Linked DNA regions of Homo sapiens: regions 1, 2, 3, 4 and 5 are each linked to region 6. A link is a loop called in an ENCODE intact Hi-C map of the cell type or tissue named here. Cell type or tissue: dorsolateral prefrontal cortex. All regions are shown on one strand. Region 1 overlaps ACYP2 (acylphosphatase 2). Region 2 overlaps SPTBN1 (spectrin beta, non-erythrocytic 1). Region 3 has its middle 54 kb from the start of CIMIP6. Region 4 overlaps ACYP2 (acylphosphatase 2). Region 5 overlaps SPTBN1 (spectrin beta, non-erythrocytic 1). Region 6 holds the start of CIMIP6 (ciliary microtubule inner protein 6).

What was found. A loop is a pair of places that touch in the nucleus more often than their neighbours do. Peaks named below come from ENCODE experiments on the same cell type or tissue, not always from the same donor. Only the 100,000 strongest peaks of a DNase experiment are listed, where the experiment ranks them.
Region 1: a loop joins it to region 6, with 4 times the contacts of the local background. A loop is called at or near these places in 12 of 110 quality-filtered maps.
Region 2: a loop joins it to region 6, with 2.1 times the contacts of the local background. A loop is called at or near these places in 2 of 110 quality-filtered maps.
Region 3: a loop joins it to region 6, with 5 times the contacts of the local background. A loop is called at or near these places in 7 of 110 quality-filtered maps.
Region 4: it touches region 6 in a loop (4-fold over the local background); 37 of 110 quality-filtered maps call a loop at or near these places.
Region 5: it touches region 6 in a loop (4-fold over the local background); 2 of 110 quality-filtered maps call a loop at or near these places.

What each region holds. Positions count from the first base shown.
Region 1 is chr2:54,227,259-54,231,258 of GRCh38, forward strand. All of the region lies in intron 3 of ACYP2 (acylphosphatase 2), which reads left to right. Among named protein-coding and RNA genes, the nearest start is that of TSPYL6, 27 kb to the right of the region's middle. In dorsolateral prefrontal cortex, no CTCF peak of the experiment used is centred here; a DNase peak (open chromatin) is centred at 1,842; H3K27ac peaks cover 5 bases.
Region 2 is chr2:54,658,730-54,662,729 of GRCh38, forward strand. SPTBN1 (spectrin beta, non-erythrocytic 1) reads left to right here. Exons shown (of 36, transcript NM_003128.3): 31 at 425-537; 32 at 1,207-1,270. Among named protein-coding and RNA genes, the nearest start is that of SPTBN1-AS2, 19 kb to the right of the region's middle. In dorsolateral prefrontal cortex, a CTCF peak has its summit at 2,319; a DNase peak (open chromatin) is centred at 2,292; H3K27ac peaks cover 4,000 bases.
Region 3 is chr2:54,383,163-54,387,162 of GRCh38, forward strand. It overlaps a transcript of CIMIP6 not described here. Among named protein-coding and RNA genes, the nearest start is that of CIMIP6, 54 kb to the left of the region's middle. In dorsolateral prefrontal cortex, a CTCF peak has its summit at 1,668; a DNase peak (open chromatin) is centred at 1,689; H3K4me3 peaks cover 988 bases; H3K27ac peaks cover 3,954 bases.
Region 4 is chr2:54,204,524-54,208,523 of GRCh38, forward strand. All of the region lies in intron 3 of ACYP2 (acylphosphatase 2), which reads left to right. Among named protein-coding and RNA genes, the nearest start is that of TSPYL6, 50 kb to the right of the region's middle. In dorsolateral prefrontal cortex, a CTCF peak has its summit at 2,232 (motif pointing right); no DNase peak of the experiment used is centred here; H3K4me3 peaks cover 231 bases; H3K27ac peaks cover 1,223 bases.
Region 5 is chr2:54,667,427-54,671,426 of GRCh38, forward strand. It overlaps SPTBN1 (spectrin beta, non-erythrocytic 1), which reads left to right. Exons shown (of 36, transcript NM_003128.3): 35 at 178-220; 36 at 925-4,000. The coding sequence ends at 1,143. The region is part of intron 1 of SPTBN1-AS2 (SPTBN1 antisense RNA 2); the gene reads right to left. Among named protein-coding and RNA genes, the nearest start is that of SPTBN1-AS2, 11 kb to the right of the region's middle. In dorsolateral prefrontal cortex, CTCF peaks have their summits at 2,471 and 2,673; a DNase peak (open chromatin) is centred at 2,624; H3K4me3 peaks cover 350 bases; H3K27ac peaks cover 4,000 bases.
Region 6 is chr2:54,328,438-54,332,437 of GRCh38, forward strand. CIMIP6 (ciliary microtubule inner protein 6) reads left to right here and starts at 2,447. Exons shown (of 5, transcript NM_001100396.2): 1 at 2,447-2,564. The coding sequence starts at 2,539. In dorsolateral prefrontal cortex, a CTCF peak has its summit at 2,429; DNase peaks (open chromatin) are centred at 1,984 and 2,384; H3K4me3 peaks cover 1,928 bases; H3K27ac peaks cover 3,288 bases.

The DNA.
Region 1 (4,000 bases), 100 kb before region 6:
ACCAGATTCTTATTCGAGTCTTATTTTTAAGAGTTTGAAGTCAATAACTTATTTTCTTTGTCCCTCATCTCTTTTATTCCACTTATAAAGTATGCACACTGGGCTGAACAAAGTGGCTCTCGCCTGTATCCCAGCACTTTGGGAGGTCAATGTGGGCAGATCACGAGGTCAGGAGATCGAGACCATCCTGACCAACATGGTGAAAGCCCGTCTCTACTAAAATACAAAAAATTATCCGGTTCATGGTGGCGCGTGCCTGTAGTCCCAGCTACTTGGGAGGCTGAGGCAGAGGAATCGCTTGAACCTGGAAGGCCGAGACTGCGCCACTGCACTCCACCCTGGCAACAGAGCAAGACTCCATTTCAAAAAAAAAAAAAATATGCACACTAATTCTGGCTCTCCTGCTTTTGAAGGTATCACACATATAATACTCTTTGTGATAAAGCCTTAAATTATCAGAGTGGTAATACTTTAAGGCTTTATTAATCCAAAGTAAGTTGTGATATTTTAAGGCTTTATCAATCCAAAGTATTGTTACAGATATGAATAGTGGTACCTACATTGCATAGAATAGGAACTGAATCATGTAAATCAATGCTACATCATTTGAAGTCTTGCAGGAATGGACAAGACCAGTACTCAAAGCTAACAATATTTTGGCCTGATTTTACATAACTTTCAAATCATCTTCTCAGAAAGCTAAACCCCAGCTGCTCTTCAAGATAAGCCATGATGACAGAGTAGCTATAAAAGTAGTGTCTCATAGATAAAGAGAAGTATGAACAGGTTCAGGCTGGCTGAATAATAGCCCTTTTCTCTTTGAAAGGAAATGGAAGGAATGTAGCTGTATTTGCAGGTAATGAATTTCAATCCCTTATTACTTTCTTTGGGACACATTTACTACACACTGCATTAGGAAGGAGGAATTTACATTTAAGTATGGAAGTGGATCAGAAATTAGTAGATATATAAGATCAGGCAGATCTTTATCATTGAGCAAAGGTCTAAAGATAGTAGTGCAGTCTGTAATTCTGTAAGTGGATATATTGGAACCATAACAACAGCAACAGCTAACATTTATTAAGTGCTCATTATTTATTAGATACAGTATTATGTATCATCTGTTATTCATGTGTAAGGCAGGTAGTGTCTTTATTCCCATTTTGGAGATGAAGAAATCAAGGTATACAGTAGTTAAGAAACTTACTTAAGGTCATACGATCTGTGCTAGCTTTCAGATTCAGGGAACTTGACTTCAGAAACCATACTCTTAACCAGTATGCCAAACCACCTTCTATGAATTTGAAACCACCTCCCATGAATTGATGAATTCATAATTCATCAGTTGGTGTTAATGGAAGTGGTGGAATATAGCCCTGAGGCCAAGTTCTAAATTGTTTAGGAAGTGACCCAAATACTGAGATAATCATAACAAAAAAAGAGGAGAGAAAAGAAAAAAAAGGAAGGAAGGGAGGGAGGGAGAGAAAGAAAAAGTCCATTCCAACAGGCACTGGGTATTGGATATTATGGGAGTCTCCCATAAAGTATAAGGGGCCCATAACCAGGGGACTGAGACTTCACAGTAAGGAACCCAGCCAGTAGAAACTGGGATACAGGGCAAGGAAACTTTCCAGTAACAGTGGACTGGAATAAAATCAGAGCAAAATCAGAGATAAAATAATTCAAAGTAGAGGCAGCATTTCTTGACAAAAGATTTCTTATGTTATCTCCCCTACTGAGGGCTGAAGTTGGCCCCAGAGTGAGATGCATAGTTATAAGTCAGGGTTAATGTAATAGATTCAGCTCAGAGGCAAACAGAAGCAAGGGCACCGAGCCAGGTAGGCCATTACAAAATGGCCCAACTGGGTTAGAGTTCCAGGCAAGAGACTTATTTTCCTAACTTTACTAACATTATTTCTCCATTGTGGCAGCTCCCGCTTCTGTGGGACATGGCATCATGTAGCAGTGACATTAGATACCCAAAGACTGTGGAACAGGGAGATGAAGTTTCATAACATAATTACAAAATTTAACAGCACCCTTTCACATATTTTATGGCCCAATCTATGTTGTTATTCTTTTATTATTTTTTAAGAAATGTAGTATGTTATGTAATATACTGATTGCAGAGTTCACGAAGCCATTTGGGAGATTACTGGGAGGAATAATTTGATATGAAATTATTATTTAATTATATCACTTTCTTATTCTGTCTTATACTAACTTTTGCAGAATGTATATTATTTGGAGAGCCTTGTTTGATATCCTTAACAGACAGAGTAAACATTCAAGATAGTACTTTTAGGAGAGTAGTTTGAATAGTTTTCATTTGCTAATTCCATCCTCTTTTTTCTGTGAAAGAGAAAAACAAAAACATTTTATTTTGTTTTCTTTCATGTAGTGTTTATCCATTGCCTCCATATTTTATAACAGCACCAAAGACTAGTTTTTCTGTTCTGTTTAAAGCTCATAGTTTCTTAGAACTAGTTGTAAATACTGTTAAGAGTCCCCCAAACAGTTTTTTAAGAACCTAATTTAGTTTCATTTGTACTAAGAAGCTGTTTTCTAGATGACTAACATCATATAGTGTTGTTTCCATCAAAAATATTAGTCTGGCATTTGTCATGTTCTGTCCACTAAATAGCTTTGTTATTATTGAGGTCTAAGCTCTGATTTTTTATCTTATCCAAATTCCTACCTTAGGGGTCTAGGGAGTCATGTCCTACAAACCATAAATTCTCATGAGATGGGTTTTATTTGACCCTATATATTGTGACTTACTTTTCAGTCTGACTCTGGCATAACATTATGAGACAAGGAAAAAATATTTAACCCCAAAATATATTTCCTTGTTATACCTTGAAATTGCCCTGCAAAGTTTCTTGTGGGAAAAATCCACATTCTATAGAGAATCCCCTTCCCCTTTTGTTTTCCTTCCTTTCTTTCCAGATACAGGAGTTAATCAACTAAGAGGTAGGCACCCTTTTAAGTCCCAAAAGAAACAATTTACAACCCCCGCTCTCTCTGAAGTCTGCTATCTGAGAGCTTCCTCTGCACAATAAAAGTTGGTCTCCACAATCCTTTACCTTTTTTTTGTTTCGTTTTTTGTTTTTTTGAGACGGAGTTTTGCTCTTGTTGCCCAAGCTGGAGTCCAATGGCGTGATCTCGACTCACCACAGCCTCCGCCTCTTGGGTTCAAGCAATTCTCCTGCCTCAGCCGCCCGAGTAGCTGGGCGCCACCACACCCGGCTATGCGCCTGGCCACACCCGGCTAATTTTGTATTTTTAGTAGAGACGGGGTTTCTCCATGTTGGTCAGGCTGGTCTTGAACTTCCAACCTCAGGTGATTTGCCCACCTCGGCCTCCCAAAGTGCTGGGATTACAGGCATGAGCCACTGTGCCTGCCTCAATCCTTTATCTTTAACCTGAACATTCCTTTCTGTCGATCCAAGTCTTTAGACAAACTCCACCAATTGTCAACCAGAAGATGTTGGAATTTATTTAAAGCCTGGAAGCCCCGCTTTGAGTTGTCCCACCTTTCTAAATCAAACCAATGTATTTCTTTCTTTTCTTTTTTTTTTTTTTTTTTGAGTCAAAGTCTTGCTCTTGTCCCCCAGGCTGGAGTGCAATGGCACAATCTCGGCTCACTGCAACCTCTGCCTCCCGGATTCAAGCGATTCTCTTGCCTCAGCCTCCCGAGTAGCTGGGATTACAGGCGCCTGCCACCACGCCCAGCTAATTTTTGTATTTTTAGTAGAGACGGGGTTTCACCATGTTGACCAGGCTGGTCTTAAACTCCTGACCTCAGGTGATCTGCCTGCCTCGGCCTCCCAAAGTGCTGGGATTACAAATGTGGAGCCACCGCGCCCGGCCAAACCAATGTGTTTCTTAAATGTATTTGATTAATGTCTCATGCCTTCCTAAAATACATGACAACAAGCTGTACCCTGACCACCTTGGGCACACGTTCTCAGGACCTCCTGAGAGCTGTGTCACAGGC
Region 2 (4,000 bases), 330 kb after region 6:
GGCTGAACACAGATCCCCACCACAGCACAAGCGGCTTCCTTGAGAATTATTGCAGCTCTGTCCCTGGTGTTTGTCTGAGCTCTCCTGGGGAGTCCAGCATGAACCCTCAGGCTCAGGTACTTTTCTCCTCAGCAGAGTTGAGAGTTGCATAGTTACTTTAGAAATTAAACCCAAGCTCCCAGGGGTCCTACAAACAACTCACAGGAATTTTGCCAGCCCATGGAATAGACTATTTCCTGTAGTTTTAGGTTGTAGCTGCAGTTCCTGTGAACCTAATTCCATTTGGCTCAGGATGTTAGAGCTTCTTGTCCAGTGTGGTCCAGTTTAGCAAACTAGACAGGAGGACTTCCTGGGTTCCTAGAACCTTTTTCTGAAAAGAGGCAGAGTTTGGGACTCTACCAAACATCACTCTATTTTCTCTTAGTTGGAGTTACTGGAAGTGCGCAGACAGCAAGAGGAAGAGGAGAGGAAGAGGCGGCCGCCTTCTCCCGAGCCGAGCACGAAGGTTTCAGAGGAAGCCGAGTCCCAGCAGCAGTGGTGAGTCCCAGCAGCTCCAGAGGCTGGACCCTTAGCCTCGGTGGCCAATGAGGTTTATGGGGCATCTTTCTGAAGCCTTGCATTGCTAGGCCTAACCACATGCCCTGCCTACTGATTGCTTCCATAGACTGTTTAAAGGCTGTACAGTTATCCCTAAATAACCTTGGAGGGCACTGATTTGTCCACAGTCACATAGGTATGTAGGTGGCAGAAGTAGAATGTAGACAGTGCCCTTTCTCATCCTGTGTGCACACACACAGGATGCTCAGAACTTCCATATGATTAAATGCATGGAGTGAACTGCCCAGATTTTAGGCCAGTGATTTTGTGGTGATGCGTTTTTTGAGAGTTCTAAGTAACTTCACACAGAGGGCAGCAATTATTCTCTACTTCCAAAGGGCTAATTATTTTGCTATGGTAAGAGTTCCATGGCAACCTCTAATGCTGCCTTTATGTGGTGGAGCGGGGCATAGGGCATTCCTGTAGTCGTATTTTTCTGTCTAGAGTCTATTTAAAACACTTGGAAGTTTCAGATTTAAAAAGAATTAAATTATGTGAAAAGGTTGCACGTAATAAAATTGAGTGATGATGTTCTCCCACCCTTTCTTACTGTTTCCTCTTTCTCCTCTTCTTCCTTTCCCTTCCTCCTTTTCCCCTCTTCCCTAACAGGGATACTTCAAAAGGAGAACAAGTTTCCCAAAACGGTTTGCCAGCTGAACAGGGATCTCCACGGGTTAGTTACCGCTCTCAAACCTACCAAAACTACAAAAACTTTAATAGCAGACGGACAGCCAGTGACCAGCCATGGTCTGGACTGTGAAGTTCACTACCATTTGTCAAGAATCACCCTTTCCAAATCCTCTGGGTTTTGACTTTTTGGCTTCCACTTCACCCAAAATGTTAAAATTTTTACTTAATTCATAGCCTTCCTTGGTTTCATATTTGTTTGCATTTAATTCATGTTTGAGTCTCTTAACTGATGGATGCCCACTTGCCTTAAAGCAGCATACTTATTTTTTGTTTATTTATTGTGAGCTTTTTACTTTATTAAGATTTTACAGCGAAACCCTTACATGAGTAATTGAAATGAAATTAAATGAGATTACAGCATAATGAAGAAGAAAACTAGAATCTAACAGGTATGACACATTCAGTTATTCTAACAGGGCACAGTACTGTGCTATATGTAGCCGCCTTTACAGATGTTATTAACCTATAGTAGTTTACTATTAACTAGGAAGACTGGTGTATGAGGAGGGAGACATTCTGTAATAAGATTAAAACCTAAAGTCAGCTGTGTAACATTCCATGAAAGATGCATTCATTTATTGAAGATGACAAAAAAGGGAGTCAGATATATTCTGGAAGCTATTTTAATTTTAGGCACACAATCTCATACATTTTGAGACCCTTGGGTCATTTATTACTTTTTACAAACTAGTTCCTCTCTTTTTTTCTGCCAAGTCCTGAATTGAAAACTGTAGGCTTCCTTGCACAGATGTTGCAGCCAGCCTCAGGAGTAAAGTGCCCGCTGACTGCTGCCGCCACCTCTGTCTCGCTCCCTGTCAGTGCTGCTGGCACGTGGGACGCGGCAGGTGACAGCCGTTCTCAGCATGTTTTAGAAGCTTGCCTCACAGACTTCCATGCCTCTCCATTCAGCCGATGACTTCAGGGTGTCAAACTGTTTTAATTTTTCAAACAAATGGAACAGAAGCCATTGTGGTTCATCCTGATTACTTGAACGTTGCACTTGGTGGACCGTGCCTGGGAGCGCTCGCATGCCCCCTGGCTTCAGAAGTCATGTCAGTGTCTCTGTAGACAAACTCCACTGTACATCTTGGATTAATCTTCTGATTCATTGTTCATTTTCTCAAGACTTTTTGTGGAATTCTCTGATAAAGGAAGCTTTTAGGATGGTATCTATCAGGCCACCAGCAGGAATTGAAAATGTTTTCACAAAAATCCTTTTCCTTAGAAATAAAAGCTGGTGACAGAGATGGTTTCCTTGTACCGATAAAAACAAAACCAAATCCATATTATACATCAAAACCTTGTGAGACATTCACTTGCTCTTTTGCCATATTTAGATGTGTCAGTGGAATCAGAAACCTGTTTTGATATGTGTTCTCTATGAGTTAAGTCTGATTTGTCTTTTTATTTCATGATGCATGTCTTTTTTTTCTTTTGTCAGGATAACGTCATATAGCATCTTGTTTGTTTTTCCTTATCTCTATGTACATATCTATCTACTTCTGACTGTAGATGGGTATATAGATAGATGCCAAGCTTCTTATGTTCTGGGGGTAGTATGCATCATTATTGGGTCTCTGCCTTAAAACACATCAAAATTCATTTTAGACAAAAAAACTTCTGCTTTGTCTTTGGTCATTAGGGAGCTCTAATGTGTGTTTGTGGCTCCAAGTTACATTTTGTGTTTCATTGATCTATATGTATATATGTGATGTTTTCATATATATATGTGTGTGTGTTTAAATTTTGTATCATCAGGACTGACACCCAATTTGACACTTTTTGTATCTAGAAGACCCTCCAAAAAAGGAACCACATAAGCACACAAGAAAAGAGTGCTATGATGTTCTTAGCATTTGCTATCATGCCTATTTTTATCTAGATTTTTAAATGTAGCTTGTCATAACAAAATTTTAATTACAATTGGCTTGTATGAGAAGAAAAAGTATTTTTATTGTTTTGAGTGATGACGCAGAGACTCAGTGAACTTGAAAATAGCATTGCTTCGTGCACTTTGAATACCAATCAGGTGTTTTCTGTGCTACTAGTTGTCACGTTGCATTCATGTTCACCTCCTGATTTAAGTATCTCGGGTGTGCCCAGCCACTAAAGCACTCTGGACTAATCGCTAAAGAGAAGCAACGTGGGGGGTGGGGTTGCGAGGGATGTGTTCACATGTACCCATCATTTGATCATAGCACTGTGATTGCTTTTGATGTGTGTCTCTAGTGGTGTGCTGTCTGTTGGCATGCTTAAAGCACATGTCCATTAAAATTCATTTTGTTCCTTTTATTTTCCTTGTTTTCTTGGTTAGTGATTCATTTGCATAAACATTAATGATCTCTGCATACTGGTTTGGGGTTTTCTCTTTCCTTCTAACTCTAAAGAAAAAATTTTTGCTGCAGAATTATCCTCAGAAGAGGCTTCCCTGGCCTTCATCTACCTTGCAGTCTGACCAAGTATGATAAATTTTAGCCGTTTTCAAGGAAACATCTCTCTACCCAGGTCATTGCTGTCACTAGCAGCTTTCAAGTCAAACCTGCAGCACTAAATTTTTTTTTATCCTGGTTTCTCTACATACTAACCCCATGTCTCTCTGGACTCACACCTGGCTCAGGCCTTCCAGACCAAACTCATACTTCCTCCTCACCAGAAGTTTCCGAATCTCACACTAGAGAAGATTTGTCACCTTTAAAGTCCACTCACATTATTT
Region 3 (4,000 bases), 55 kb after region 6:
ACTGAGACCTTCTGCCTACAGTCATGAGTCCTCTTGGAAGAGAATCTTCCCATCTCATTCAAGCCTTCAGATGACCATGGCATGGGCAAACTTTGATTGCAGTCTCATGACAGACCCAGAGCCAGAACCATCCAGTTAAGCTGCTGTTGAATTCCTGATCCCATCTAAATCATGTTAATACCTGTCATAAACAGATAACTAACAGATTAATAAGCAGCTTATATACAGGCTTAGCTACAAATCATTCCATATAATGTTTTACACAAACTGTTTTTTCCTAGTTTTGTGTTGAAGTGAATGAAGCTCTAGAAAGCCAAAGGACAGAAGGAGCCAGGACCTCTGAGTCATTTGGAGGAGTGCTACCCTAGAAAGCCACCCCTATCATGTTAAACCACAAATTTGGGACTTGTTTGCTATAGTAGATAGTGCTAATTCTATGTAATATACTCTCGTTTTTACTTCTCATAGCATTTATTGTTCTCTACCATAAATAATTATTCGCGTAAATATATTTTTTCATTTTAGTCTATTAGTTGCTTTAAAAAAAAAAAAACTACATTGCCATGGTTTGACTGTGTCCTCCAAAAGCATGTGTTGGAAACTTAATTGCCATTGTAACAGTATTAAGAGGTGGGACCTTTCAGAGGTGAGTAGGACATGAGGGCTCTGCCTGCATGAATGGATTAATGCTGTTATTTCAGGAGCGATTTTCTTATAAAAGGACAAGGTAGGCCCCCTTCACACTCTCTCTGTTGCACACTCTCTTGGCTGTCTGCCTTCTGACATGGGATGACACAGCAAGAAGGCCCTCCCCAGGTGCAACCCCTCCATCTTGGACTTCTCAGCTTCTAGAACTATGAGCCAAATACATTTCATTTCTTTATAAATTACCCAGTCTTTGGTATTCTGTTATAGCAGCACAAACCGGACTAAGACAAACATGAAATGAGAAATTACAAGACGCCTGGTGGTATGTGCTTTGCCAATGTATCTCAATTAATTCTCGCAATAAACCTCTCAAGTAAATACTATTATTACTCTGATTTTTCAGATGTGAAATATGGGCCTGGGAGAGGTAAAGTGACTTGCTCATAGCCCAGAAGAGGCCAAGCTGACAAATCTGATGATTCCTAAAGTCACGTCCTTAGCCACTCTGACATGCTCCCTCCCAGTTAGCCTTGCATCTCACATGGTGCCTAACAAAGTGTCTTACGTACAGTTGTTGGTTAATTTATGTCAGTGACTGCATGAATAAGTGAATGAAGAAACAGCAATATGTTAAAAGGGGAAATGTCATAAAAGGTCACAAAGAATCAAAAAATCCTGTTGCTCTCCAATATTTTTTCCCTCATACAAATGGCCCTTTTTACTTGTATGTCTTTGAACTTTAGGGTGCCAGTGGCTAGAACACATAAAGAGACTCATTCACTGGATGGAAAGCATGCTTAGAGAATACTAAGAAATTCTTCATAATGTCTACTTTTAGATCAAGAGCCTCAAGTGCTTCAGGACATCAAACAAATTTAGAACTTTTCTGAAAAGCCGATTCATTAAGGAAAGCTGCTGAAATCTACAGGCACCTTTTAAGGAGAGGACAGGGACATAGCGATGGGTGCCGTTTCACTAGAAACCTGTGCCCATTCACGGCCAGGCGGGGAGACTCAGAGCATGACAAAGGCTTAATTGTTCTCGCCAGAACAACATGGTAATGGAGTGAAAGAGTGGGTGCCCTGTGTACCGAGGAAAAAAGGCAGTAAATGAGTCCCTGGCAGCACCACAGCAGGTCAGCCTTAACAAAGATGGGGACGGCACTCTCTGCCAGAAAACCAGTCTCAGCAAACTTGCTGAGTTAAAACTATCAGATTTAAGCTAAAAACAACTATATTTCCAAAATATGCAGCCTGTGCACCATGGGAAAAGGAAGACTATCCGTACCTAGGGAGTAGATAAGTAATAAATAGTCTCATACTCTTTTAAGGAGAGCAATGCCCCAGGCTTCCTTTCTGATTTGCTCAGAATTGGCATTAGTCTTAAGTCATCACCCTGTCTCCACTTCAGGTTCACATTTATGTCTGTTCCAATTCTCCACAAAGAAAGCTTAAACTTTCCTTACTGAAAACTTTTTTTTTTCCTGAAATGAAAAATATTGTACTTCAACATTTAACTTTGGGGACTGAAGCAGAAGGAAAGAGACATTTGTTTCCCATGCTCACTTTTGTTTGTTTGTTTGTTTTTGACAGGGTCTTGCTCTGTTGCCTAGGCTGGAATGCAGTGATGCAAACATAGCTCACTGCAGCCTTGACCTCCTGGGCTCAAGCAATCCTCCTGCCTCAGCCTCCTGTGTAGCTGGAACCACAGGCGTGGGCCACTATGACTGGCTAATATTTTGGTTTTTTTGGTAGACATAGGGTTTCACCATATTGCTCAGACTGGTCTTTAACTCCTGAGCTCAACTGCCTTGGCCTCCCTGAGTGCTGGGATTACAGGTGTTAGCCACCATGCCTGGCTAATTTTACTTTTTTAATGTTAGAGGAGTTCATCAAGGTGACGATTATGACCACTTGGATCTTTGGGTTTTTTTTTCTATTATTGTTTCAAATAAGTTAAATATTTTTAAAAACTTTTGTAACTATAAATCTCCACCCCCAAACAACAGTTATTTTTCCCATAAACAAAACCCTTACTTCTCAGGGGAAAGTCCATTCCGTATGTGTTCCTTGGAGTAGAATATTATAGAACACCTTCACAAAACAAGAAAAGACCCCAGATTATTAGAGTTTTTTAAATTTTAGTATTGCTTAAAGTGGCATAACCATGTAATATTATTTTAAATAGATCACTGATTTCCAACTGAGGGTGATTGCCCCCCAGAGGACATTTGGCAATGTCTAGAAACATTTTTGGTTCTCATCACTGGTCGGGGATGGGGGAGGGTTGTGCCTAGTGGATAGAGGCTGGGGAGCCTGCTGCTAAGTATCCTACAGTGCATAGGACAGTCCCCACAACAAAGAATTAACTGGCCCAAAATGTCAGTGGTGCCCAGTTTGAGAAACCCTGACATAGATATAATGACTCTGTTATAGAATATACAGAAGAAGTTCACACTGAAGTTATGCTCAATAAGATGTTGGCAGGGGAAATCATTTTTTCACTGGTTGGATGACATACCAAGTGTGAGGTTGAAAATGGCCAGATTTGGGGGCACAAGTTTGTGCCCTTTCTTCTTGGACGTGCAAGGTACTTGATAAACACTGAAACAGAACTGAATCGATCCTTGATCCTATTTTCCTTTATCTAATATTTGTTGAATCTCTGCTATGCTATCAGATACATAAGGTTTTTGGGTTTTGTTGTTTTGTTTTCATAGCTCACTGCACCCTTGAACTCCTGGGCTCAAGCAATCCTCCCGCCTTTACCTCCTGAGTAAGTGGGACTACAGGCCCACTTTTAGAGACAGGGTCTTGCTATGTTACCCAGGCTGGTCTTGAACTCCTGAACCCAAGCAATCCTCCTGCCTCAGCCTCCCAAAGTGCTGGGATTACAAGTGTGAGCCATCACAATGACTAAACACAGCTTTTAAGACAGATGGTGCCTCAACCATAAGCACACCTGTTCTTTATCGGAAAGAAAAGGGCCCAGGCCATGTCTAAATACTGCAATCAGTATTTTGGTCAGGCTATGTCTCTGGAGAGCTAAAATGAAATGAGAACGAAACTGAAATGTTAAGGTACTTTTATACTAAATGTACATAAAATTAATTTCCAGTATGGGCGATTTTGTTGTGCTGTAATTATAAATAAATGTCTACCCCTTTAGGAAAGCCAAAGCCTAAAAGGGCACCAATTCAGGGGACTTACTGAAGCTAAACAAGCCAAGCAAGTTAGATTTTAGGCCTGGGACATGGGTGGGAGGGCTTCTGGTACTTTCACTTTATAATATAATGTCTAACTTGTCCCCACCCTAACCAGTTGTCTCAGGACAGGAGGTGCTCTGGGACTTC
Region 4 (4,000 bases), 120 kb before region 6:
AGGTCCGATGCCAGTTGTCATTATTTTGCTTTTATAAGTAAATATCCTGTTCTTGCTGTCTTGAAGCCTAAAAGACTTGTTCTTTCTAGTTGGAGTTTAAAACTTCACCATAAAAATGTGAAGAATGTGTCTTTTATTTCCCTTATAACTGCCTGGCATTCGGTGAGCTCCTTTGATCTAAAAAACTCAATTCTTTCTTCACTTCAGGGTTTTCCTATTTGATTATTGCTTCTGCTCTTTTCTCTCTTGCTGGAAATGCTATTTGCTTATTAGGCCTCCTGAATCTGTCCTGTATGCCTGTTATATTTTCACCACTGATTGACATTTCATTATTTCTGCTTTGTGATGTGATAGTTCCTTTGCTTCATATTCCAGTTTACTAGTTTGGTTTTTAATACCAGCCATTCATTTTACATCCTTTTGGAACTTAAGCCCCAGAGTTCATGTTTCTCATAGGCACCTTCTCCTTGAGTTTTCGTAGTTATTCTCCTTGTGTATCCCCTTAAACATTCTTATTACATTTTTATTGTTTCTTCCATTAATTTGGCTTTTGTAAAAGTTGCCTATCTCTCCATTCTGGTTTCCCTCCTTTGAATTGCTAAGTCCCTTAAATGTCTACAAAGTTTCTTTGCTTTGTTAGGTCAGGGAGTATGTATTCTCAAGCACCTGCATAGGCATGGTGGGTAAAGTCTGTGAGGCCATGGTGGATATTGCCAGTAACCCATGGGAGCTGGTCTAAAAAATTCTGAGACAGCATCTGGGCCTAGAGAGGGAACCACCAGAAAAAGCAGTCAGCATCTGAGATGATGCCCGGAGAGAAGCAGATAGACCATCTGCAAGGAAGAGAAGGCTTGGTTTCTTAGAGGGTGACCTACTGTTTTCTGTTCTTGTCCTTGGTTTCTCACAAAACCTTTGCATATCCTCTTATGACATCAGTATACATTCTCCTCTCCCCGCCTACTCCTATTATACATCTACCCTTCACCTCTTTGAGATGGCTTGAGTTGATCTGTCTTCCCAGATGAGGCAGCAGTCACATCCTGTTGCTGTGAGGTATTTTCAGCTCTTCCACAAAGGGCCTAGATGGTAAAGACCCATCTCTTCAAAATTCTTTCTATAGTGACTTAGATTTACCTTCCCAAGTATCTCCTTTTTACCAATGTCTTCCAAATATTTTCATTCCTTTATAAATCCCTTTTCTGAAATACTCCTCCCCTCTACCCCTCTGAAGTTCAACTTTCTTCTCAGAGCCTTTAGTCTACACAGATTTACCAGAGTGTTTGCATAATTGGGTCAGGATATTCATCTGCAGCTAATTTTGCACTTTTAATGTGATACAAGCTTTGGTTTAGGGTTAATTTGTATCAATAATTATGAATAATGTACTTATCAAACATAAATTCCTTTTTTGAGTGTATATATTTCCTGGATATTTATGGCCATGTTCTCTTTAATAATTCCTATATTTATCATTCTAATTTACTTCTATTGCCTAGTCCAAGGATCATTCTGCCTAGTACTGATTCTGCCTAGTACTGATGCATTCTTTTGAGAAGGAATAAAGTTACTGCATTATTTTAATGTAAGCTTGCTTTTTGATGGGGCATGCACACTGCCTCCTCACCCTCTTATACCTGAAACTTTCCATATTTTTGTTAATTCCCCTGTCCTTGAAGACATTTGGATTTTAAGTTTGGGGCCTTGGGCTCAGTATATCGTTGTAATTTATTTGTTTGCAAATAATTTTCTTAAATATTCATAATGAATGACATTGTGCATTAGAGGCAGATACCATGAATTGTAATTTAGATCTGTTATTTACCACCATTGCTGGTCGTGCTTGGAAAACTACTTTGAATTATTCTCCTATCCACTTAAAATTTATTTTCAAGTCCTGTGATTCTAAAATGCTTTTATTCAGATTATGTTATCATATGTTCTTGTTTAATTAGGTTGCCTGTCACTTTGCTAAAGGTCTAATTAGAAACGATATCTCTATTGTGTTTGATTCAGAATGAATGTACTAAAAGGCACTTTGAAAATAAGATAATGTCCTCGATGATGATATCCTTTATTTATGCCAGGTGCCTATTAGTATTTTGTAAACTCTCCATTTCACTTTAGCTCAATCTAATCCTCTTTGTGATTTTTTTCCATAATTGTAGAGTAAATAAAATTCACCTACTGGCTCCAAAATGTAATTTAGAAATGCAAACTAAATGTTCCCCTGTAGGGGGTGCAATCTGTTTTAAACTCTCAATATGTGTAATGAAAGCTATAAACCATAGAGGGAACTTTCGTGGGTTCCATCCATATTGTTCGGGGCAGGCTTTTTGAGTGATTTGAAAACTTTGTAAATTTGATGGTAGCCAATGTTTTTCTCAAGTTATAAAATTTACATAATATTAGGATGAATGCAGTACATTTATTTTTTTGTTATGATTTGGGGCATTGTATTAGAGTTCTCTAGAGAAGCAGAACCAATTGTGTGTGTGTGTATATGTGTGCATGTACATGTATATATATGTATATATGTAGAGGGAAAGTATGTGTCTGTATATATGTTTATATAGATATCTATATATAGATATATAGGTATATATATGCCTATATCTCAAGTTATTATATGTACATATATACAACATGTATATGTGTGTGTGTGTGTGTGTGTGTGTGTGTGTGTATAAAGAGAATGTGAGGAAATGGCTCATGCAATTATGATGGTGGGCAAGTTGGAATTTGTAGGGAAGGCTGGCAGGCTAGAAATTCAAGTAAGAGTTGATATTGTAGTCTTGATTCTGAAGCCTGGAAATGGTTAGAACTTCTATGTTGTAGTCTGGAGGCAGAATTTCCTCTCTCAGAAGCCTCAGTCTTTGTTCTTTAAGTTCTTCAATTGGTTGGGTGACACCCACCCACATTATGGAGGGTAATTTGCTTTACTTAAATTCAACTGATTGTAAATGTTAATCATATCTACAAAATACTTTTACAGCAACTTCTAGACTAAAATTTGACCAAACAATTAAGCACCATAGTCTAGCCAAGTTGACACATAAAATGTAACATCACAGGCCTCTTGCATATGTTATTGTCAGTAAGCCAAATTAAAGATAATGGTAGCTAGCATTTTTACTAACTTGGATTCAATATTTAGTGCAACTCTGCAGTAATAAAGATGTGAATTATACTGTAGCACTCCAAAATTGAGTGAATAGGACATGAAACAAAAGCCATGAACCATGATTCTTATCAGTTTGGATTTTTTCCAGAACATTTTTTGAGTCGGTCTTCTGCAATGGTATTGTTCTAGTTTGTTCTTTGAAACTCAGCTTTCAAGTTCTGTGTGTGCATTCAATATTGGGCAATTTTGAACGCATACTTAGAAGAGCGGCCAAAATGTAGATTAGAGAGAGAAGGTCAAACAACTTCTCATCCTGTGCAATTTCTGCAATCCTAAGCCTGTTATAACACAGAGTGTTCCAGGACCTCCCACAGATCCATGAAATGTATTCTCTGGGTTATGGTCTGCATGTGATTTGCTGTTCCTTGATGTCAAGCTTGCTGTTCATCTGACCCTCAAGATCCAGTCAGAGTCTTCAGTCACACTCACCCTCTAATTTTTTTGTATGTGTGTCACCAAGTTTTTGTCTTCTGTAATTCAGTTCACACTAAAAAAAAAAAAACTTTTTATTTCCCCCCTATATCCCTAAAGTGGTTCTTCCTCTTTCCCTCCCCTCTTCTTCCCTCTGTCTCTCTGATTTCTCAGTTTGATCCTGATGTGAATAACATACTACCCTTAGTCTTACATTTCTAATTTTTACTTTCTGTGGGAAACTTCCATCTATGTTTTTCTTTTTTCTTTTTTAAATCCTTAGCATAGTAAATGGAGGTTTGTTGTGTGGGTGTGGGAGCCGGGGGTGCAGGGGGTGGGATGTTTCTTTTTAATTGTTAGAGCTTGATCTCTACATGACTTTCCATTAGCTTGGAATCATGTGACTCC
Region 5 (4,000 bases), 340 kb after region 6:
TCCAGGGGTCTGTTGCTGGGCCTGGGCGGGTCCCCAGGCTTGGTGGTGACATATGTAGGTTGACGCTTCTGTTGTGACTCCTGTGGTCTACTTCTGTCCTGCATGGGATATGGGAGTTGGGGGATTTTTATTTCTCTGTAATTAAGTGGTGACTAACTTTCTTCCTTGAAATTACAGACTAAATGATGGCAATGAGTACCTCTTCCAAGCCAAAGACGATGTAAGTTTCTAAATGTTATTTCTCTCCACTACTTAGGAGTTTGCAAGTGTTTGTGTGATGATGGGCTTTATTCAGAAAGTTCTTCATGTAAATGATGATCAGTGATGGTTTCTATCACTGGGCTCCAGTCACCAGCACTAGAAGGTGTTTGGTTCTGTCTCTAGAAGGCAGTGAATATGATCTCACTGTCCCTTTGCCGAGGCAGGATCCCTTAAAGTCGATGGAATCTTTGCCTGTCCCCTCCCAGGGATGAGGCATAGTGAGGTGGTCCCAGGACTGGTTGTGGATCATGATGGGACCCCCGCTGCACCCTTCGCCAGCAGCCAGCTGTTTAATGGGTGTGTACCTCACCTCAAGGAAAGAGAGAGTCCATTGATGGAAAAACAACACCTGTAATGCTTTAAATGTGAAAAAGCACCTTCTAGGGTGGGATCTGACCACCTCACAGATTGAGACTGGTCTTCCAGCTGTTACAAGTTTGTAGGGCCACATACTAGGGTGATGAGTAGAACTGAATTCTCATGAGAAGCTGAACCAGGTTCCCTCTCCTGTACTGATAAGGCAGAGGTGCATTTGGGGACAGTGCCCAGAAGTGACTCTGCTTACCCCTCAGTTGGCCAGATGCGCCATTCCCAAGCCTTGGAGCCAGAACCCCTCATGCCTACTCTTAGTTGAGTCTCACCTGTGTCCCTTCCTCTGTCCAGGAGGAAATGAACACATGGATCCAGGCTATCTCTTCCGCCATCTCCTCTGATAAACACGAGGTGTCTGCCAGCACCCAGAGCACGCCAGCATCCAGCCGCGCGCAGACCCTCCCCACCAGCGTCGTCACCATCACCAGCGAGTCCAGTCCCGGCAAGCGGGAAAAGGACAAAGAGAAAGACAAAGAGAAGCGGTTCAGCCTTTTTGGCAAAAAGAAATGAACTCCTTTCCTTCACCTCCTGCCCTTCTCTTACCTTTTCAGTGAAATTCCAGCATGCAAGCTCAGAACCAACACATTACTCTCTGTGCCTAATGTTCCTCAATGTGGTTGATTTTTTTTTTTTTTTAATTTATAGAGCATTTCGGGGGGGGTGGGGGAAACACACCTAAACACTTTATCTCCAAGTTACAAAAGTTTGAGGTGCAGAGGGAAGGCCAGATTTTTTTTTTAATGAAATTATATAGATTAGATCTCAGTATTTAAACTGTTCCTCAATTTTGTGAGGCTGTGTTGGAAATAACCCGCCTCTAGTGCTGTTGGTATGCAAGGCAGCGGTGCTTAATCAATATTTCCTGTGCTCACCAGAGGCAAAATGTACCAATATCCTGACACCATTCTCTCTCCATTTACTTCTGGTGGTTACCCTGACTCTTGACTCTTAGAAGTGCCCGAGATGGGGCTAACCTTTATTAAACAGATCGCATATTATGATCTTGCTGCAGCCACAGTGCAGCTCCACATTAACTCTACAGACCAAACCATTTGTATCTGGCATCACTTACTAACACACGACATGCGGCTTTTCTGCATCAACTGCTATGACGGTTAAGAATGTCAGTATACAAGAAGGAATAGAAAACTGATACTGTTTTAAATAATCTGTAATTTCAATTTTTTTTTTTTGCTGAAATACATTATATTGTACGTTTGAGATAATTCTAGTACAAAGTATAATAAAACTAGATGTATAATAAACCCTTTAAATCATTGGTAAGTGTACAAGTGGTGGAACTGAAGCATTTACTGGACAAAGTAATGTTACTCTAATGGTTACTTGCTCGTGCGTTGCCACACTGTGTTATAATTTGCTTCATTTCCTTGCTATTTGATACATAGTGTGCATTTCTCTGTCACTGTAACTATTGTAATGACAAATTTTCATCTTACTGCACAATCAAAATGACATTGATAGGAATGAACTCCAGAGGCTGGGCCTGAACAGGGAGGTGGTCGCTCAGGCCTGGTGCTCAGTCGTACGACCTGTACCTCTCAACTTTTGCCCTATCTGTTAAATATATGCTATGTCATTAAATGCTTTTAAATCTAGCACGGTGACTAGTTGTTGTTCTTCCTCTGCTGCGTGTGCATGCCCAGTAGGGAAACTGCAAAGGGAGAAATGACAAACAAGAAACATTTTACAACCAGTCTGGGCTCACTTTTGCATTTTTTATGCATGTCTGGTGCACAAGCTTTGAAAACTACAGCAAACAGTAATAAATGTGACTGTTTTGTAGTTATACATTCAGGCTTTATCTTTTATTTATGAAAAAGTTACCAGAGCACTTGTGAAACCTGAACTCTGAGATAGGGGTTGGCAAATTTGTTCTGTAAAGGGACAGAGATAGTAAATATTTTAGGCTTTGTAGGCCGTAACTGTCTCTGTTGCTCAATTCTGCTGTTGCGTAATACAAAGGCAGCCATTGACGGTATGTGAATGCCTGGGCATGGCTGTGTTCCAGTAAAACTATTTAAGGACATAAATTTGAATTTCATATAACTTTGACATGCCATACAATATTTTGATTTTCTTAATGATTTCAAAATGTAAAGTCTATTTTATACAGATCAGACCAAAAAGAAGAAAAAAAAAAAACAGGCAAGAGGTTAGGTTTGGCCCATGGGCCATAGTTTGCTGACTTCAGCATAGAGTCGTGGGTTATTTACAAGTGACATACTTTTCCTGGGTTATCTGGGTATGTTGACTCCATGCCACTTGCATAAAGCAGCAATGGATATTAGTATTATGGATGTCCAGTAAGTTATTCCACAAAGACCATGCCTAAGGTGGCATCAGCCCTGGGCTCCACAGCTGCGTGGCATCAAAGCTTTCTCTTAACTCTCTTACCTCTAGGCAAACTGAGACCTCACCATCCTCTCCCCTGCTTCCCACGACAGTCCTTTGCCCTTGCCATGCTCAGGGTTGGAATCAAGTTGTTCTATTCTCAACAGACCAAAATGTTTAGTTAAGGCAAAGTATCTTGGAAACAATTGTGATTAATTACAGTCTTGTACTCTTGACAAAGCTGTGCAGATGGCAATAAGTTCATACCAGCAATCCTGGAGTCCCATAATAAATACGTACATGTGGAACATCGTGCACATAATTTCAACAGTTCGCAGATCTGTAGTTATGAAGCCAGGGTTTGGTGGTATTTGCTCTCTCTTGGTGCATTTGATAAGGATCCACTGAGGCCTGAATGTGGAAGATGATGGGCAGCGAGAGGAGCGTCAGAAGACCCCAGTCAAGACGTGTTCGCCATCAGAGGTTACAGGCCGCACAGCCTGATGAGCTTCAAGCCTGGCAGGGTAAATAGTTTTTGGGTTTTTTGTTTTTTTTTTATTCTTCCACTATCATGTTTTTTGAGGATTTTGCATATTTCTTGTTGCCATAATGCTGTGCTATTTTACCCTGATTTTCAGTGATACAATATGGGTGACAATACTGGCCCCTCCATAAATCTGAAGAGTAAGAAGTAGTGAAAATAAGGCTTAGGATATGAAATGGCGTTGTCACTTGAATCAAGGCCACTTTTTGTCCTACTTGAGCATCTCAAGTTGGGATGCATCTTCTGATGGCACTTCCGGAACTGGCTGTGGTTTTTTTGGGTGTACCGAGAGTGCCAGTGACTGTGCTTCTTACAATTCCTGGCATCTTGAGTAGGTGAAACACTGTATCAGACTGGGTGATGGGCACATTGTCATTTCACCAAGTTCCTGGAACTGTTAGAATTGCTTGTGTATGGGGATCCTATGTTAGTTCCCCTGGATACATTGTTTTATCAGTCGGAATTCTTAAA
Region 6 (4,000 bases):
GCTTAGTTAGTAGTAAAAACCACTAATGGCAGCCCAGTGTTTTTTCTGTATAAAAAACATCAAAAGTTATTATAAAATTCATACTTTTATGCGGCACCCTGCAGAGAATGCACCAGGAATAAATAATTGGCACATTATTATACTATCAGTACTGCAATGTGATACTTTGTCTATCAGTTATATAATGCGTTCATGTATCATTGATGTTTTGGTCACAGTTTTTTGTTTTACTGTATGTCTTATGTCTCTAACTAGATTGTGACTTCCCTGTGATTGGCACAAATTCTTTCCTTTTTTTTTTTTTTTTTTTTGAGACTGAGTCTTGCTCTGTCACCCAGGCTGGAGTGCAATGGTGCAATCTTGGCTCACTGCAACCTCTGCCTCCTGGGTTCAAGTGATTCTCCTGCCTCAGCCTCCCGAGTAGCTAGGACTACAGGTGCGTGCCACCACGCCCGGCTAATTTTTGTATTTTTAGTAGAGACGGGGTTTCACTGTGTTAGCCAGGATGGTCTCGATCTCCTGACCTCACGATCTGCCCGCCTTGGCCTCCCAAAGTGCTGGGATTATAGGCGTGAGCCACTGCACCTAGCCCACAATTTCTTTTTTAAATGTTTCTCATAGCTTTTAATAAGTCCTAGACATATGCAAGCTACTTAACAGAGATTGACATAAATATATTTAAAACTAATACCATACCGCTCAAAAGAGAGGCAAATGACTCTAATCCTGTACGGATGCAGGTGAACTTGTCAGTCTGAAAGGATCAAGTTGAGAAAATGCCCTCATTTCTTTAAGCCCTGAGATTGTTCCTGAGGGTAAGTGGTTTTAGGACTTGAAGAGATTGGTGAAGGTTGAAGCAGAAATTAGGGGGAATGATGAGGGAGTTGACTAACCCTCAAGGACATGTGGCAGCATAAGCAGATCAAGTTGATCAATAAAAATAATGGCAAAGCACTTACTAAGCATCGGGCCCTGTTCTCAGTACTCTGCCTGTATTAAATCATCTACACCTCACAACAACCCTAGGTATTTTCCCCATTTTGTGGATGAAAAAAATTGAGGCTCAGAGAGGTTAGATCATTTGCCCAAGTGAACTAGCTAGTTAAGTGGTAAAGCCAGGTTTCAAACACTGACTGCTCCCAGACCCTAAGCTCCTAATCACAGTGTGATGGTTAGGATAAGACCAGATAAGCAGGTGGTGTTTAATACAATGCCTAACAAATGCCTGGTCCCCTAGTGGAAGCTCAATTGCTATTAGTTCCCCCTGCTTTCTGGTTTTCAACCCACTTGCCCCATATTTATTTACTCATCCACTCCTTACTCACCAAACACACACACACACAATGACACATTCACACACACTCCAGTCTTTAACAACGAAGTCCACACTCAGGTATTTAGGTCACTAGGTGTCAAATCTACACATATATTCTTCTTCCTGATAGGATTTCAGGTCACATACATAAAATGAGTCCTAGGACCAACCTCTGCTCTCCCATCACTCTCCAAGGTGAATGTAAACACACACACGAACACTGACTCTGGATTCCAAACATATACGTATGCATAGCCTGATATAAGGCAGAATTCAACTCTGGACTTTTCTTTTTCCGTTATCCAGGGAAATGCGTGAGTTACTATGACAGATGCCAAAGACTTTTGGCTCTGGTAGTGGAAATTGGGAGGCAATGGTGAAATGAAGTAAGAAATTCCAGGGCCAGAAGGTGGATGCAAGTCAGCAACGGCTTTTCCCAGGAGCTTGCTCTTTTTGGGTAAGTGCTACACATACAAGCCCCAACCCGCTGCCTAAGCTACCCTATTCTGAACCCCGCTCAGGCTGCAACAGATGACACACAGCAGGGAGCCTCATTTGCAGGAGATGAGTGTTCCCTTGCTCTATTTTAATCCTGGCAGCCCAGCCGGGGAAGGTTTTGTCAGAAATGGTGGAAAACAGTGACAACCAAGCTTTCTGGAGTAAAGGCTAGGCAGCTCAGGAGCAACCAATCACGACTCGCACAGTATTGTTAACAATACAAGGGAAAACAAGTATCCTTCCCGCCGGCCCGCACTTTTGCAGCCAGCTTGGGCGACCCGTGGCAGCGCTTTGACGACGACCTGCCGGGCTCCGGAGGGCGGGCACGGCGGAGACGGCAGCAGCGCTGCCCCGCAGCTCCGGAAACAGCCCTTCCCCTATCCTCAAGGACCAAATCAGTCCTGATAAACACCCCTCCTGGCCCTACAATGGGAAGGGCAAGTTCAAACGCAGGGCGTCGAGCCCACACGCCTAGAGACGCGGCCAGGCACCCCCGCCCTCCTCGCCGCGCAGTCGCGCACAGTGAGCAACAGTCCAGCACCAACCCGGCTTAACTGCGCCTGCGCACTCCAGGAGTTTCCCCCCACGCCCCTTTCCGAGGACTAGCGCCCGTCGCTTAGCAACGCGCGAGTCACAGTCGCCGCGCTTTGCGCACCCTTTTCCTGGCAGGGCTGCGTCCCTGTTCTTCCCAGGAGGCTCCTCGCTGCCTGGTGCCGTAGAGGCCCATGGAGGAAAAGGAAGATAAGCATCAGTAAGTGCTGGGGTTTGGTGTCTTATTTCCCTTTCCAAAAACTATTTTCCTCCTTCAGGGGGAGGCCGGGATCCAGCATGGACAGTCCAGGCCAAGCTCAGACAGCCCCCTTGCTTCTCTAATTTCCAGTTGGCTGAGCGCTTACAACAATAATTTTTAAAACGCACCGTTTACTGAGCACATACTGTGTGTCAGGGACTTGACTTGCATTACCGGATCTAAAATTCTTGAAGTCATCCACTCCTTCTCACAATTATTAGCAGATTCTGTAGTCTTTACCTTTAAAATTATCCAGAATCTACCACTGCTCATCACTTTCAGTACTGTGCCCACCCAGTCCCAAGTACCAGCTTCTCTTGCCGGGATGCTGCAACAGCCCTCCAGTTGGTGGCTTTGCTTTTCCCTTACCCCTCTGCAGCCTCCTCGACACAGCAGTCAGAGCTATCCGTTTACAGCCCAGGTTAGATCGCCGTTCTCCATCCGACATCGTAGAGTAAAAGCCAAGGCACCTCCAATGGCCTATGGAGTCTACACAACACGCCCCTTACCGTTTCTTGCCTCCCTCTGACAGGACTCTGCTACAGCAAACAGGCCTTTCTGCTATCATCTGCAGTGATAAAGACCAGCATCAGCAGCACCTGGTTGTTAGGAATGCAAATTTTGGGGACTTCCCACCCCCGAGACACACAGAATCAGAAACTCTATGGCTGGGGCTCAATAATCTGGCTTCAACCAAGGCATCCAGGTGATTCTGATGTACCTTAAATTGAGACTATTAATCAAGGTAGTACATACAGCTAGTTAGGAATGATGTGGAGCCAGGGATACCCTCTTCCAAAGCCTGTATTTTTGTCCCTGGAACAATGGTTCTCACACTTGAACGTGCATAAGAATCAGCGAAACAGCTGGTTAAAACACGTTCCTGGGAACCAGCCCCAGAGATTCTGAGTTTGCAGTGCTTTCTAAAAACAAGTAAACAAAAAACTAGGTACATAAAGGAAATGGGCCCCATAAATTTGTATTTCTAACAAGGTCACAATTGATGCCAATGCTGCTACTCCAGTGCCCATACTTTTAGAAGCAGTGCGCTAAGGATGGTTACACTTCTGCTGGGAAGCTTTGGCAGTTACAGTTCACTCTGCTAGAATGCTTTTCCCACAAATATGCACTTAGCTCTCTCTTCCCCTCTTTTTTCATTTGCCACCTTCACAATGCAGCCTCCACCCTACCTGAAAATGCAAACCTACCTCCTACATACATACACTCCCTTTTCCCATTCTCTATTTTATTATTGTCCTTAGCACTTAACAGACTATATAATTTACTTTTTCATCCGCCTTTCCCCATTAGAGTGTAAGCTCTATGAGGGCAGGAATTTTTGTTTTGTCACTGCTTTATCATCAGTGCCTCCAACAGCACCTGGCACGCAACTCAAT